Regions from separate parts of the Homo sapiens genome. Here region 2 is linked to region 1. The links are chromatin loops, found by intact Hi-C in ENCODE. Cell type or tissue: dorsolateral prefrontal cortex. All regions are shown on one strand. Each heading gives the region's core, and the rest is flanking DNA. Links, peaks and the distances in the headings are about the cores only. Region 1 overlaps PLAAT3 (phospholipase A and acyltransferase 3). Region 2 overlaps LGALS12 (galectin 12).

Region 1 (8,330 bases), core at 17-8,016:
GTAGTTCACATCCTTCTCTTTTTTGGTTTATGCCCTTGTTTTGGTAGACTACTTCCCCTAATAGTTTACTGAGAAATGGTACATTTTAAAAAGATCCCTAGGCAGGCATGGTGACATGCGCCTGTAATCCCAGCTACTGGTGAGGCTGAGGCACGAGAATTGCTTGGACCCAGGAGGCAGAGGTTGCAGTGAGCCGAGATCACGCCACTGTACTCCAGCCTGGGTGACAGAGTGAGACTTGGTCAGAAAAAAAAAAAAAAAGACCCAAGAAACAAAAAACAAACAAAAAAAGATCTTGCATGCCTGAAAATATCTTTATTTTATCCTCACATTTGATTAATCATTTGGCTGGGTATAGAATTCTAGGTTAGAAATAATATTTTTTTTTTCAGAATTTTGAAGGCATTGGTTTATTGTCATCTAGCTTTTGTTATTGTGGTAGAGAAGTCTGAAGCTGTTCTGATTTTTTATTGTTTGTATGTGATCTATTTTTTCTTTTCAGAACTGTATAGAATCTTCTCTTCATCCTCAGTGTTCTGAAATTTATTACCTTGCACGGGTCTATTTTCATGTATTGTGCCAGGTACTTGGAAACTCACTTTCTTTAGTTCTTGGAAATTTTCCAGTTTGTATTCTCTGGCACTCCTATTATTAGGCTATTGGATCCCTAGACTGCTTTGCTGATTTTCTTATCTTCTCTCTCTTGTTTTTTATTTATGTATCTTTTTATTTATTAAGACAGAGTCTTGTTTCGTCACCCAGGCTAGAGCACAGTGGTGCGATGTTGGCTCGCTGTAACCTCTGCCTCCTGGGTTCAAGTGATTCTTCTGCCTCAGCCTCCAGAGTGGCTGGGAATAAAGGCATGTGCCACCACACCTGGGTAATTTTTGTATTTTTATTAGAGATGTGGTTTCCCCATATCGGCCAGGCTGGTCTGGAACTCCTGACTGCAAGTGATCTGCCTGTTTCTGCCTCCCAAAGTGCTAAGATTACAGGCGTGAGCCACTGTGCCTGGCCCATTTATGTATCTTTTTAAATTTGAAAATGAACATTTATTGACAGATTTAGGTATAATAGAAGTTTTTTTTTTTTGAATTAGCAGTGACAATATTAGCATAAGAAAGACAAACATGATAACAAATTGAGTTTCATCATTGGTGATCTTGCATCACTATCAAGGTGTTTACTTACTCTTGGTAAAACTCATGCTCCTATGCAGCAATAAACTCCAAATACAGAGTACAAGACAACCTTGGGAAGCAATAAGATACTTTTTGAAATTCAGAGTTCTACGTTAAGAATATTTGGTAGGTTTACAAAATATATCCTAATCATCTCATTTAGTTATTCTTTCAGCAGTTATTAACAGAATAAAGAACGGGGCTGGCCGGGCGTGGTGGCTCACGCCTGTAATCCCAGCACTTTGGGAGGCTGGGGTGGGTGGATCACCTAAGGTGAGGAGTTTGAGACCACCCTGGCCAACATGGTGAAACCCCGTCTCTACTAAAAATACAAAAATTAGCTGGGTGTGATGGCGGGCACCTGCAGTCCCAACTACTCAGGAGGCTGAGGCAGGAGAATCGCTTGAACCCTGGAGGTGGAGGTTGCAGTGAGCCAAGATTGCGCCAGTGTACTCCAGCCTGGGCAACAGAGCGAGACTCCTTCTCAAACACACACATACACGTGCACACACACACACACACACACCCAAGTAGCTGAGACTATGGGTGCACATCACCATGCCTGGCTGATTTTTGTATTTTTTGTAGAGACAGGGTCTCACTTTGTTGTCTGGGCTGGTCTTAAACTCTTGGTCTCTAGCAACCCTCCTGCCTCAGTCTCCCAAAGTGCTGGAATTATAGATGTGAGCCACTGCGCCTGGCCATAAATGCTATTTGGAGTAATTAAATAAAATTCCAAATCTTGAGATAGTAAAATAACTAAGAAATGTCTTATACCATTATTCTTTTTGTAAACAATAATTTAACACTTGCAAAATGAAACAATGCAAATTGAACACATCACACTTTTCTTCCTGGGACTTTGGCCCTACCCATCTACCCATTCACTTGAAAGAGGCAAAACAATGATAACACAACAGTGAAACAGCATGAACAATTCTACTTGATCCCATCACAGAAAATGAAGCCAGAATATTCTACAACAAAAACAGAGGTGCCATCTCTACTGCTTCTAAAGATTTCCTCTTTCATTTCTTGGTCTAGGATAGGGGTTTCTCAGCCTCAGCACTATTGACATTATGGGCCAGATAATTCTTCATTGTCAAGTCCTGTCCTGTGCACTGTAGGATGCTTAGCAGCATCCCTGGCCTCTACACACTAGATACCAGTAGCATCCCACCGCCAGATGTAAGAACCAAAAACGTCTGTAGACAATTCCCCCCACAGGGAAAAACTGTCTCCAGTTGAGAACTAGTGACTTAGGTGAGTAATGATCACTGACACATGCTGTGAGTCAAATTAACATAGAACTTCTGGCCGGGCGCAGTGGCTCATGCCTGTAATCCCAGCACTTTGAGAGGCCGAGGCGGGCAGATCATGAGGTCAAGAGATCGAGACCATACTGGCCAACATGGTGAAACCCCGTTTCTACTAAAAATACAAAAATTAGCTGGGCGTGGTGGTGTGCACCGGTAGTCCCGGCTACTCGGGAGGCTGAGGCAGAATTGCTTGAACCCGGGAGGTGGAGGTTGCAGTGAGCCAAGATTGCGCCATTGCACTCCAGGCTGGGCAACAAGAGCAAAACTCCATCTCAAAAAAAAAAAAAAAGAACTTCGATGCATGCCCCATCTTGCTAGAGATGATAGATTTAGTACATATCAGAAAATGTCCACCAGTATTTTTCTTTGTAAGCACTGTCAGTGCAGTGACTCTCCTTTTCATTTAACTCATGAGGATATTTTTGTGTGTTTTAAAGAATCTGACCAGTCATTATATTTGTGCTGAGCTCTTTGAAGCAGACTAGATTTTCCTTCAAAAGAATATTTATGGCCAGGTGCGGTGGCTCACGCCTGTAATCCCAGCACTTTGGGAGGCCAAGGCAGGTGGATCACGAGGTCAGGAGATCAAGACCATCCTGGCTAACCTGGTGAAACCCCGTCTCTACTATAAATACAAAACAAAATTAGCTGGGCGTGGTGGCCTGTAGTCGCAGCTACTTGGGAGGCTGAGGCAGGAGAATGGCGTGAACCCAGGAGGCGGAGCTTGCAGTGAGCCGAGATTGCACCACTGTACTCCAGCCTGGGCGACTGAGCAAGACTCTGTCTCAAAAAAAAAAAAACAAAAAAAAACAAAAAAAAAAGTTTATGATTAATCAAATTTCCTGAGAAGGGAAACAATGAATTTAAACTAAAACGTAATTTGTGCTTTACATGCCTAAGAATATTCTAAAAAAAAGATTCTCCTACTTTCCACCTACCTAAAAATATTTAGGTTTCAAAAAACATATATTTTAGTAGGGTTTTGTAAAGAAACTTTCATACTGAACAGTACTTAAAAAAAAAAAAAAAGCAACCAGAAGCTATACTCACAATGAAGTCTAGTCTGAGTGAGAGAAAATATTAAGGTAAATAGAAATTGAAGATGTGTCTGGCGGCAATACATATATTACATAAATCTGGATAAATTGTGGGGTATTATTTTGAAATTACTGTAAATGAAACCAAATTTTTATGCAAATATTTTATTTCTTTTTAAATGATTTATTATTTTTTGTATACTTGATCACTGTTGGAAAATATACAACTATTTCATAACCATTCTTATATTGTAACCTCTAACAGTCTCAATTGGATTGCTTTCAGAATAACACTACTATCTCCACTTCTTCTTTAATCCACCTATAACATTGTTGAAAGTGAAGGCAGCACATTAGCACTTTCTTTTTTCCAGAAATGATTTAGATTTCCCTAAATCAAGGCTTAACTCAGAAGAGCTTTGTAGTATAAATGTCTAAATGTCTGTAGTCTGGCAGAATTTGTTTGCCCACTTAAAAAAAAAACAGTCTTCTTAATATTTCTAATGAGAGACAGCTTTTCTCTTTCACAATATCCTGATATCCTGATTTAAGACCTGTGACACACACCAGGTAGCCCATTTTCATGATCAGAAATCCTGTAATAACAACACAGCAGCTGGATTGGACCTTTCAGTCTTGCAACATGAAAATGATCAATGGCATCTGAAGGTAGCACTGACTCTTGGAGAGAGAGTTTTTCCCATCAAGTTTGCACTATTAGGACTAACTAGCTTCCAACAGTCTTGTGTTTAATCATACTCTTTGACTATGTACAAAGCATGGCCACAAACAATGAGGTTATTGTTGTTTTCCTTGACAAAGTATCTTTTGTATGAACCAGTTGCATCAGCTTTTGTTTTCACACCATGAGGTTCTATAAAGAACTAGGGACATATTGTTCCTCCTCCATTATCTGCAGACTATTTCTCCTACCCTGACACAGAGCTTAGCAAGGAAAATGCTGGATACAAGTGATTTTATGCAGGTTCCCTAGCAAGTTAACCCAACAGAACCATGGCTGCCACAAAACCATGCCTAATTATCTTTTAGAGGAGCATTTAAAGACTTAGCAGCAGTCAAACCTCAGGTTGGTAGCTCCATCCAAACTTTGGTCATCATGAATTCTGTCTGTTAAAACTACTTTTTTTTTTTGAGATGGTGTCTCACTCTGTCACCCAGGCTGGAGTGCAGAGGTGTGATCTCGGCTCACTGCAACCTCCGCCTCCCGGTTCAAGTGATTCTCCTGCCTCAGCCTTCTGAGTAGCTGGGATTACAGGTGCGTGCCACCATGCCTGGCTAATTTTTGTATGTTTAGTAGAGATGAGGTTTCACCATGTTGGTCAGGCTGGTCTCGAACTCCTGACCTCATCATCCGCCTGCCTCGGCCTCCCAAAGTGCTGGGATTATAAGCATGAGCTACTGTGCCTGGCTATCTGTTAAAACTTCTATGTGACCAATGTTGAGAAGAGTTTGGGGATCTTCAGTGGTTAAAAATATATACGTATCTTGATGCTACTGAGGCTTATCTGGGCCATAAATGTGTTTAATGTCAGGAAACACATAGTTGTGTTTAACCTCAGGAAACACAGCAGTGTAATTAACACAAGGTGCCCAGAACTGATTTCTCAGCAGCCAGAACTCATGATGAGAAAACTCACAGCTGAGTGTCGTGGTGAATTGTGATAGTTTCCTTTCTGTTTTGGGAGGGAAGTGGAGGGAGTTCTTTTTTCTTTATGATAATTATTACTTCCTTTCATTGCCGAGTTTTCTTTGTACCTGTTGTCAATTCTTCCCACATGATCCAATTAGCTCTCAGTACAGTTCTCCACAAGGGAAACCATGTCAAGTAACCTACAAGTTCTTGTTTATTTTGCTTGGACACGTCTATCCCAGAGATGGCCCTTCTTCCCTCTGTGCTGGTTGCTCCTTGGCCAATTGCATGGCTGTCATCCTGGACTCCCCTTGGCTGTCATCCTTTGGATTTCCTTTCCTTCTCTTGGATTGCATTCTCTGATTCTATGATCTCTTAGTTTTCTGTTTCTTTGCTCTTTCTCTTATTTAGGTAGATCACATCCTCCAGAAGTTGCTTTAGGTTAGAAACACAGTACAATGGGAGAGGATAGTGGTTATGGCAGTCCTCAACATGCTAGGCTCTGGAGTCACAATGCTCCAATCTGGATTGATAAGTGCATTATTTTCCTATTGCTGCTGTAACAAATTAGTACAAAGTTAGTGGCTTAAGACTCCACAATTTATTATCAACAGTTCTGTGGGCCAGAAGTCTAAAATGAGTTTCACTGGGCTAAAATCAAAGCATTGACATTCTTTTCTAGTGTCTGTAGGAGAAAATCAATTTTCTTGCCTTTTCCAACTTCTAGAGGTTACTGGTATTGGGGGAACCAGTCCCTAATATTTCAACATAGGTTCTTTTCTATTTTCCGTAAGTGTTGGCCAGGCTGAGAAATAAAGAGAAAGAGTACAAAGAGAGAAATTTTACAGCTGGGCCTCCAGGGGTGCCATCACATATTGGTAGGACCGTGATGACAACCCCCAGCCACAAAATCAGCAAGTTTTTATTACGGATTTTAAAAGGGGAGAGGGCGTACAAACAGGGAGTAGGTCACAAGGATCACATGCTTCAAAGGGCTATAAAGATCACAAGGTGAAAGCAAAATTAGAATTACTGATGAGGGTCTGTGTCCTGCTGTGCACGCATTGTCTTGATAAACATCTTAACAGGAAACAGGGTTTGAGAGCAGACAACCAGTCTGACTAGAATTTACCAGGCTGGAATTTCCCAATCCTAGTAAGCCTGAGGGTACTGCAGGAGACAGGGCATATTTCAGTCCTTATCTCAACTGCATCAGACAGACACTCCCAGAGCGGCCGTCTATAGACCTACCCCCAGGAATGCATTCCTTCCCCAGGGTTGTTCCTTGCTCGGAAAAGAATTCAGCGATATTTCTCCTACTCACACATCTGTCTATAGGCTTTCTGCAAGAAGAAAAATATGGCTCTATTCTGCCCGACCCCGCAGGCAGTCAGACCTTATGGTTATCTTTCCTTGTTCCCTGAAAATCGCTGTTATTCTGTTCTTTTTCAGGGTGCACTGATTTCGTATTGTTCAAACACACATATTTTACAATCAGTTTGTACAATAGTGGTCCTGAGGTGACGTACATTCTCAGCTTACGAAGATAACGTGATTAAGAGATTAAAGACAGGCATAAGAAATTATAAGAGTATTAATTGGGGAAGTGATAAATGTCCATGACATCTTCACAATTTGTGTTCAGAGATTGCAGTAAAGACAGGTGTAAGAAGTTATGAAAGTATTAATTTTGGGAACTGATAAATGTCCATGAAATCTTAACAATTTATGTTCTTCTGCTGTGGCTTCAGCTGGTCCTCCGTTTGGGGTCCCCGACTTTCCACAACATACTGGCATTCCTTGGCTTATAGTCCCCATCTATTTTCAAAGCTAGAGCAATGGCTGGTTGAGTCTTATATTGCATCATTGTGACACTAACTCTTCTGTCTGTCTTCTACCTTTTAAGGAACTTTGTAATTACATTGGGCCCATCTGAATAATCTAGGATAATTTCCTCTTTTTTTTGTTTTTGTTTTTTTGAGACAGTCTTGCTCTGTTGCCCAGGCTGGAGTGCAGTGGCGTGATCTCAGCTCACTGCAAACTTTGCCTCCTGGGTTCAAGTGATTCTCCTGCCTCAGCCTCCCAAGTAGCTGGGATTAGAGGCATGTGCCACCACGCCTGGCTAATTTTTGTATTTTTAGTAGAGATGGGGTTTCACCATGTTGGCCAGGCTGGTCTCGAACTCCTGACCTCGTGATCCACCCTCCTCGGCCTCCCAAAGTGCTGGGATTACAGGCGTGAGCCACCACACCTGGCCGATAATTTCTGTATTTTAAGGTAAATTGATTAGCAGCCTTAACTCCATTTGTAAGCTTAATTCTCACTTGCCATGTAGCATGATATATTTATAGATTCCTGAAATTAGGACATGGACACCTTTTGGGGCTTATCATTCTGCCTACCAGTTATTCTTTACACCTGGTACTAAGTTGTTATCCTGGAATCTCCCTTTACTGTCATTCTGGGGAGATTCCCTTCCAGTCTCTCTAGTAGTAGAAGGCCCATTTTCTCTATCTCATGTCTTCTACTTTCTCCATTTACTCCCCTGTTTTTGGGGAACCATTTTCAGCAGCTTTCTGTAAGAGGATGCATGGGAGGTAAATTCTTTGAGACCCTGTGTGTCTGAATTATTTGTCATTTTACCCTCTCACTTGATTTGATACTTTGTCTGGGTATAGAATTCTAGGTTGGAAATGGTTTCACTTCAGAGTTTTGGAGGCATTGCTCCATTGTCTTCTTCTTTTTTTTTTTTTTTTTTATTATACTTTAAGTTTTAGGGTACATGTGTACAACGTGCAGGTTTGTTACATATGTATACATGTGCCATGTTGGTGTGCTGCACCCATTAACTCATCATTTAACATTAGGTGTATCACCTAATGCTATCCCTCCCCCCTCCCCCCACCCCACAACAGGCCCTGGTGTGTGATGTTCCCCTTCCTGTGTCCATGTGTTCTCATTGTTCAATTCCCACCTATGAGTGAGAACATGCGATGTTTGGTTTTTGTCCTTGTGATAGTTTGCTGAAAATAATGGTTTCCAGCTTCATCCATGTCCCTACAAAGGACATGAATTCATCATTTTTTATGGCTGCATAGTATTCCATGGTGTATATGTGCCACATTTTCTTAATCCAGTCTAT
Region 2 (8,330 bases), core at 151-8,150, 73 kb after region 1:
GTTTAAAAATATTGCTATATAATACAATCTCTACCTCATAGAGCCAAAAAAAAAAAGGAACAAAGGAGATAATGTATGTGAAAACTAGCAATTCCTAGCACACAGTAGGTGTTTTACAGAAGCTAGTTTGCCTTTCCTTAATCCTCACAAATTCTGTGCTGTGAGGTTTGTCAGCCCATTTAAGTGATGAGGACAAGAAGTTAAATGACTTCTCTGTTACTAGTAATAGTGGTAGGGCCTTAGGTTAGGATGTGAACTAGGATTCATGACTCTAGATTTGGGGGTGGGGGGATCTGGCACCTGCCTCTCAAATAGGGCAACCGGATTATATTATTTTTCTTTATTTTATTTTATTTTTTTGAGACAGAGTCTTGCTCTGTCACCAAGCTGGAGTGCAGTGGCACGATCTCGGCTCACTGCAACCTCTTCCTCCCAGGTTCAAGCAGTTCTCCTGCCTCAGCCTCCGGAGTAGCTGGGACTACAGGCGCATGCCCGCACCGCCCAGCTAATTTTTGTATTTTTAGTAGAGATGGGGTTTCACTATGTTGGCCAGGGTGGTCTCGATCTCTTGACCTTGTGATCTGCCCACCTTGGCCTCCCAAAGTGCTGGGATTACAGGCTTGAGCCACCGCGCCCGGCCCAGATTATTTTTATGTCTTGGGAACTTCCCAAGTTTCCTTCTTGAAGAGCTATGCTGGAGAAGGCGCGGCATCCTGATGGGATGCAGAGGCAGGTAAGGTAGGGGAAAAGGCCGCCCTGGACAGGCCTTTCAAGGGCTATTGGTAGATCCTTACAGGAGGAGGCCCCGTAAGTTTCCAACTTTGGGAAGGAGGTGGCCAGGGCCCAATGTTGGGAAGAAGCTTGGAAGGCAGGAACCCTGGAGAGTGGACTGCGTGGAGCCTCCAGCCCCACTATGGCTCCCCCTACCCCGTCCTGCCAGACAACACTGTGTCTTCCTCTGGCCTGCGAACTCCTGGTGAGGAGGCCTCAGTGTCTCCCTACCTCACCTTCATGCAGCTCAGCCCGCCAGATCACTGGATAATCATGAATCACTAGATGCCCACTAGATCACTGAATAATCACAAATCACCAGATGCCCAGTGAAGCTCTGTTGAAGCTCTTTGAGGCTGCAGTCATACACTCCCACTCAATAACGAGGAGGGAAGGGATGAGGTGAAGAAGGAGGGATAGATTTTCACTGCAGATGAATCCTGTGCCCTCCATCTCTTACTCTCTCTGCCCCATTCAAGCCATCAGTTGCTTTCACAAAATAGCAGCAGCTGCATTGGTTGCAGCCTCGCTAAATACCAGGTGCTGTGCTAAATCTTCATGTTGGTGGATCTCGGCTGAACTGGTGTATAGGAATGTTTTGTCTGGTCCATAGTATTCTTCAACTTTAATATAATATTCAAAAATTGAGAGAGTTTATATAAAAGATGGCTTCTATTTTTGCTTTAAAAATAGTCAGAAGATCTGGCATGACTGGGTGTATGGAGATACTCCTTCCCCTTTACCACCTTCCCAACTGGTTTCCTCACTATTTATGAGACCTGTCTGGCCTCTGAGGACACATGCATTCATGGCCCTTGGGAAACAGCAGTTACTTGCTGACTATGTCACTAGTAACCTTGTGACTTTGAGCTACAATATGAACCCGGTCTCATGCCTCCAAGTTTTGTGGGAAGAAGTGTTCCATCACTGAGCACTTTTCATTTTCCCTAGCAGGTTGGAATTATCATTCACCTTTTTCCGGTAGGGAAACTCAGACTCAGAGAGGTTTAGTGACTGGCCCACGACCGCACTGTTTATAAGAGACAAAACCAGGAATCCAACTCAGTCATGCCTGTCTTTGGAGGCCGAGGCCATCGAGTGCTGGGCTTCATGCCTGTCCCAGAATTCACAGGCATGATCGGCAGTGTGCAGGGCAAGGGTTTAGTGAGGTCAGTGACTTAAAAATAAAAACAAAATTAAGCAAGGAGAACATAGGGTGCTTTCCTTACTCTGCCCTCCCCTACCTCCACTGAGATGATTGCAGTAGTACCCACATTTGTGGACACTTACCATGTACCAGGCACTATTCTAAGTACCACCCCTAAAGTCGGCATTATTATCAACCCCCTCTATCTTTTTTTTTTTTTTTTGAGATGGAGTCTTGCTCTATTGCCCAGGCTGGAGTGCAGTGGCGCGATCTCGGATCACTGCAACCTCTGCCTCCCGGGTATAAGCGATTCTCCTGCCTCAGCCTCCTGAGTAGCTGGGATTACAGGCATGCGCCACCATGCCCGGCTAATTTTTCTATTTTCAGTAGAGTCAGGATTTCACCATGTTGGTCAGGCTGGTCTCCAACTCCTGACCTCGTGATCCACCCGCCTCGGCCTCCCAAAGTGCTGGGATTATAGGTGTGAGCCACCGCGCCCGGCCTATCATCCCCTTCTTACAGAGAGGAAAACAGAGGCACAGAGAGGAAAAGTATCTGTCCTAAGGTTGCACAAGTAGGTGTCCTGAGCACATGCCAACCCAGGCATTCTGGCCCAGAGAAGTCATAAACTCTAATGCGTTTCCTCAAGGCAGGCCGGCCAGTGGCTCCTGTCTAACTGGATTGGAGCCACAGGTCTGGGTTTGAAAGCACCATGTAGGAGAAGTTTGGTAATGTCCACTTAGTCACTGGGTCCCTCCAAGTCCTGGCTTCCAAATACCAGCCCTCTTCTCTGGGGCAGTCTGGCTGTATCTTTTGAACCACACATTGTGTTACCATAGGAAGCTACATGTTTGCTCTGGGCCTCAGCCTGCACCTACGAAGGGCCTTTCCTGGGGCCCCTTTCCTAGGACCTGGGACAAGAGGCTAGGCCTGACTAGATGTACCAGCAGGAATGATGCTCCCAGCAGTGGGGCTGTCGGTCCCAGTCCCAGCCTGACCTTCATAAGCTCTGCCAAATTGGGCCACTTCTCCTTTCTGCTCCTCTGTTTCCTCATCTGTAAAATGGGGATTAAATGGTGGTGCTAGGAGATTAAAAGAGATGATGTTTTATAGCATGTGACTGTCACAGAGAGGCTGCTCCCTCCCCTCCACTTAGATGCTGGATACTTACTGCTTCGGCTCTTGCAAGACCAGTCCCCGTACTATGATGACCTGCCCAGGCGAGAGACCCTGGGGAAGAGCATGTGAGCAGGGCACCTCCTGAAGGAACAAGGGAGGTATTGAGAAGTTGACTTCCAGGGGGACTGGGGAGGACCGCCCATCCCCGGGGGCCAGGGGAGCACTGGGGCAGGCATGTTCTGCCCAGGCCTGCCGCCAGGACACGCTGCTTATTTGTTAAGCACCTGGCCTCCTGTACTCTGTTATTGCCGAACACTTTCCCCGGCCTGTCCAGGCTGAGCTTGGCCTCTCTGTGTCCCGACCACCATGTCCTTCTCCCTTCACTGCATCCTTAACTGTAATTGCCATCTAGTGGTCTGTCCCCCACCAGCCTGTGAGCAACTGGACGGCTGGGACCAGCTTGTTCCTCTATCCTAGAGCCTGGCACCGGGCCTGGCACAGAGAAGTATCAAGTAATGATGTTCACAATAAGTGGAGAAAAGGTAAAATGAAGCTGGAGCTTCAGCCTGAAGCTGCCCAGCCCACCCACAGCCTGCAGCTTGCTATAAAGGAAGGGGAAATCATGCGGCTGGGGGCATAAGCTGCCTGGCCCACCCACAGCCTGCAGTTTTCTATAAAGGAAGGGGAAATCCTGAGGCTGGGGGCATGTCCTACCAGGCTGAGCTCATTAGCTGCTCACCCAGGCTGCGCCCCCAGCCCTGACAGAGCAGGAGGGAGGTTCACTCACCAGCCTGGGGCTCATCAGCAGGAAAGGCTGTCAGGGAAAGAAAGAGAGGACACAAGGCCATGTGGTATTTGCTCAGGAAAAGGGAAACTCTTGTTATTCTAACAAATTGGGAATATTTGGGGCTTGTCTCTCTCACAGCAGTAGGTGAGTCATTGGAGCCCCAGTGGGATCCTCTGGACTTCAGAGGTTCACCAGCGCTGGAATAATAGGGAAGAACGGGGTGGAGGATTTGTCATCCACTCCCTGTGTGGCCTTGGGCAGTACATGGGCCTCATCTCCCCTTCTGTCCCGCAAGACCAACCCCAGCCACCTTGCAGAGGTGGTTTGAGAAATGAGCATTTCAACTAAGGCCTCTCCTGCTAGGAATACGGGGTCTTGCCCCCTCTGCATGCAGCCCACCCCCATTCATCTTCCCAAGCTGGGCCTGGAGAGGGGCTGGGAGAGGAAAATCCAGGCCCTCCAGAGACTGAAGCAGAGCCAGCCATGTCCGTGGCAACCGCAGCAGTGAGGGAAGGGGCAGCTGGGCCTTGTGTAATGGGAGCAGCAGTCCAGAAGGGCGGGTCAGCTGGTGTGGCTGCTCAGACCTTGCTGCCAAGAAACTCACATGTCCAGCTGGGTACTCTCTGCTGCCCTCCACAAATGGCTGTTCAGAAAGAGAGAAAAGAATCAGCAGCATTTAGGACCACTGCAATCCCCTACCTATGCCTGGGAGGTGGGCAGAGCCCTGGCCTTTACAGCTCCTCATGTTCCCATTCGGCTGGTCAGTGGTAGCTTCTTGCTGGCATTTTGAACATCCCAATTCCTAGGCCCCACCTTGGACTTACTGAATCAGAATCTCTGGTGGCAAGCCCCAGAAATCTGGGCTTTAATAAGCCCATCAGGTGGGAATGATAAAGCCAGCTGCCACCCGTTTCGGCCCCCAGTGTGCCAAATCATTCCTGGCCATTGCTTCTCAGTGTTAACCAGACCCACACTGGTTACAGACTCCTGCCTGCGGCTCCTGGACACCCTTTCTGCCATCACTTTCTCTTCCCCCTCAGCCCACTCACACCCGAAACCTCAGTGGACTCCCTCCCCCTTGGCTATTACTGGTGCACAGGGCGTCCTCTCTCTCAGTCTAGGGTGGAGGAAGGGGTCCCAGGCCCGTCCAGGAGTCAGGGGAAATTAGAGGCTGCCACTGCCCAGGCCTTGGTCCCAAGGAAACTTACATTGATGTTCAGGAATCCAACAGCCTCTACCAGGATGTCACCAAATATACCCAGCGTGTCCACATGAGACAGTGGGAGCCGGTAGCGGAAGTGGAGAAAGTGCTGTCCATTCACACTCACCTGGAGAGACAGACAGAGGCTGGCTTATCAGCAGCTAATGTTCATTGAGTTCATAACAATGTCCCAGGCATTGCCAAGCACTTTTTCCTCAATTTTGCCTCACTTAACTTCACGTCATCTCTATGAGGTAGGTACATTTTACAGAGCCTTGGGCGGCTTAAGTAATCTTCCAAAGGTTGCAGAGCTGGCCTGGAGACTAAGGCACCTTCAACGCTCCCTCTACCCCAACAGAGGCCCCTCATTGTGCTTTCTCAGCAGCCCAAAGAGTCATCTTTGCTCCATTTACGTGAGGAAACTGAGGCTCAAGAGGCTACCCTCCCGCCAGCTGCCCTGTCTCCTGGAGATGTCTGAAGATCCCATCATGTTTCTGGCAGGAGCTCACATTAGGGGTCTAAACCTTGAGATCAAGTTCTCTGTCCCTCTCCCCTGCCACTGTGGCTGTAAGATGGGGATAATGAAGGTACCTACCTAATGGGGTTATTGTGAGCATTCAATGAGCAGATACTTTTAAGGGCTTAGAACAGTTCCTGGTATACAGTAGGTTCTCTCTAAGTGCTTGCCATGACTATGGCAGGAGTGCCCTCTTTGGAGCCAGGCACTGTAGAGCTTTCTTGCTGCCATGTGGGCCCAGGGCAGCCTGGAACCGGGCATGGCAGCTCCTTGGTCCTCTTGGTACCTGACCACTACCAATGCCACTCAACATTGTGTCGTGGGGAGTCTGGCTGAGGGAAGGAAGGGCGCAAGGACACAAATTCTAGACCACCCAATGCCCGTCCCTTCCTTCACCTTCACTTCCTCATTCCCGAAGAGAAAGAGGATGAGGAAGCTGGAGCCTCTTCGCAGGGCCAGGTGGGGCCACCGGGCCTCCCTTTGCCAGCGTCCACCATGCAGGGTGTTGCAGATGACATGGGGCTTGGTGGTATGGAAGCGAGGGTTGAAGTGGAAGGCGATATCTGGCCGGGGACACAGGCTGCAGCCACACTGGAAGTCCACCTGAAACCTACTGGGAGGTGAGGCTCTCAAAGTGCGGTTCTGACCAGAGACCCACAGAGATCTCAGTGGCAGGGAGGAGCCCTCCAGCTCGATGCCTCTAGGGCTGAGCTCCAGCACCCCCTGGGCCACCTCCCCCGCCTTACCTGTGTGCATCTAGAGGGACCACTCCTTGCAGCATGACCATCTTGCCTGCATGCAGGCCTCCAAAAATCGTCGTGACATAAGGAACCACCTGAACAAGAAAAGAAACTCATCCATGCAGGTTTGGAGAAAGGGCTTAGGGACCTCTATGTCAGGCGAGTGGGAGGAAAGGAGCAGAATAAAACTCAACTTTTCCTCTCCAAACAGAAAATTCCTTATAGGTAAAAATCAGTGTTCACTGAAATATTTTCTTCCACCTAATCCCCTTTCCTGGACCGTCACACGGCAAAGCTGCATTACACCAGAGAAGTCAAATTCCGCTCCCTTGCCAAATTCAGCACCAGCCAGTTGCCTTTCCCCAGCTCCTAGGACACAACAGGCTGCAGTGACCCCAGGGAGGCTTGCCATCCACTAGATGTCACCCTGGTCCCCAGAAGCCTGGTACTGGGGCTTTCTGAGGACTGTTGAGTGGCTGGAGACTAGGAACTGGGAGGCAAGAAGAATGGACAAGTTAGGAACTGACAGCTAACTCTGAAATGGACCCCTGGAGAGGCACTTAACAATGGCCTTCCCAGGCTCACCTTTCCCCATGTAGAAGTTACCTGGGCTGGGCTCTGTGGCTCATGCCTGTAATCTCAGCACTCTGGGAAGCTGAGGCGGGTGGATCAACTTGAGGTCAGGAGTTCGAGACCAGCTTGGCCAACATGGTGAAACCCTATCTCTACTAAAAATACAAAAATTAGCTGGGTGTGGTGGCATGCACCTCTAATCCCAGCTACTCAGGAGGCTGAGGCAGGAGAATTGCTTGAGCCTGGGAGATGGAGGAGGTTGCAGTGAGCTGAGATCATGCCACTGTACTTCAGCCTGGGCGAAAAAGCAAGACTTGGTCTCAAAAAAAAAAAAAAAAAAAAAAAAAAAGAAGTTGCCTGGCCTTCCTAAAATACATCATACAGTTTTACAACTTCCTGCCTTTTCTGGGCTGTTCCTCCTGTCTCTTTCCACCCTGACTCTTTCCAAGCATCATCCACTTGGGTTCCTTGGATTATTCCTTTCTTCCCCTGAGCTCCCAGGGCATTTTGCTCATGTGGCTGGCTTGGCCCTTGGCTTAGAGCGACTGGTTGGCTTTTTTCCCTAGTTTATAAGCCCCTCAAAACTGAAGCCTTCTCTTTCCCTCCTGTAGGCTCAGTGCCTCACCTGACGCCGTGAGGGCTCTGCATAGATGTGTTTGGAATGAATGTGAGCAGGATGGCAGGTACATACCAGTGGTATCACAGGATTGGCCTTCCTGTGTTGCTCTCTAACTCCCAACAACCTTTAGGAACCCAAACCACCTAGAAAAAACTGAAAACCACCAGGATGGCCCTCCAGGTGCGAGCTCTCAGCCTCTAAAGCAAGGAGCTGCCGTAACCTGGGCAGCTGCTTCAGCCCATTCCTCAGGCACCTGAGAAGCATGGGAGGGAGGCTTGGGATGCCAGCTTGGCAAGCTCAGCTGGTTGGTTCAGCAGTTGATCACTTCCCATTCCCAGGCTCCCTCCAGGCCTGTAATTAACTGAGTGGATGCAGCTCTCATGGGAGGGGAGGGCCAAGTAAGGGAAAGTGATAATTAATGCTCATTAGTAGGGGGTGTCTGCTGGGAATTCAGCCTTCTGTAAATCATTGCCTGGCTTCAGAAAACCTCTTGGGCACTGACTGAGCTGGAGGAGAAAGAGAGAAACACCCCCAACCCCTATCCCTGAGTGGAAATTCCCACCTGACCCTTCCTTCCAGGCTGGGGATGAGACTGTCCTTACTAAGTAATCAGCATTCCCCCAACAATCCTACCCCCACACCCTCATCCTCCTAGCATCCATTACAGTAGGGGCAGAGCACTGTGGCTCCAGGCTTCGCCACTTTCAAAATGCAGTGACCCTGGAAGCCTAGCAGTCATTTACACCCAAGTGGGAATTAGCAGTCAGCCACTTTACTAAGCTCAGGAGGGCCTTCCAGAACCCAGGGCAGGTGCTGGGAGAAGCAGAAAGACTGAGGTCCTTTCCACCCCACCACC

What was found. A loop is a pair of places that touch in the nucleus more often than their neighbours do. Peaks named below come from ENCODE experiments on the same cell type or tissue, not always from the same donor. Only the 100,000 strongest peaks of a DNase experiment are listed, where the experiment ranks them.
Region 2: it touches region 1 in a loop (5-fold over the local background); 5 of 110 quality-filtered maps call a loop at or near these places.

The regions. Positions count from the first base shown.
Region 1 is chr11:63,579,489-63,587,818 of GRCh38, reverse strand. All of the region lies in intron 4 of PLAAT3 (phospholipase A and acyltransferase 3), which reads left to right. It overlaps LOC105369335 (a long non-coding RNA gene), which reads right to left. Exons shown (of 3, transcript XR_950179.3): 2 at 1,192-1,251. Among named protein-coding and RNA genes, the nearest start is that of PLAAT2, 20 kb to the right of the region's middle. In dorsolateral prefrontal cortex, for the core only: no CTCF peak of the experiment used is centred there; no DNase peak of the experiment used is centred there; H3K27ac peaks cover 7,918 bases.
Region 2 is chr11:63,506,600-63,514,929 of GRCh38, reverse strand. It overlaps LGALS12 (galectin 12), which reads right to left. Exons shown (of 9, transcript NM_033101.4): 2 at 6,289-6,377; 3 at 5,939-6,152; 4 at 5,033-5,152; 5 at 4,429-4,467; 6 at 3,825-3,851; 7 at 3,090-3,178. Among named protein-coding and RNA genes, the nearest start is that of LGALS12, 4.7 kb to the right of the region's middle. RefSeq lists an enhancer at 4,066-4,697. In dorsolateral prefrontal cortex, for the core only: CTCF peaks have their summits at 3,485 (motif pointing left), 4,249, 4,450 and 6,701 (motif pointing right); DNase peaks (open chromatin) are centred at 3,479, 4,379 and 6,689; H3K27ac peaks cover 5,949 bases.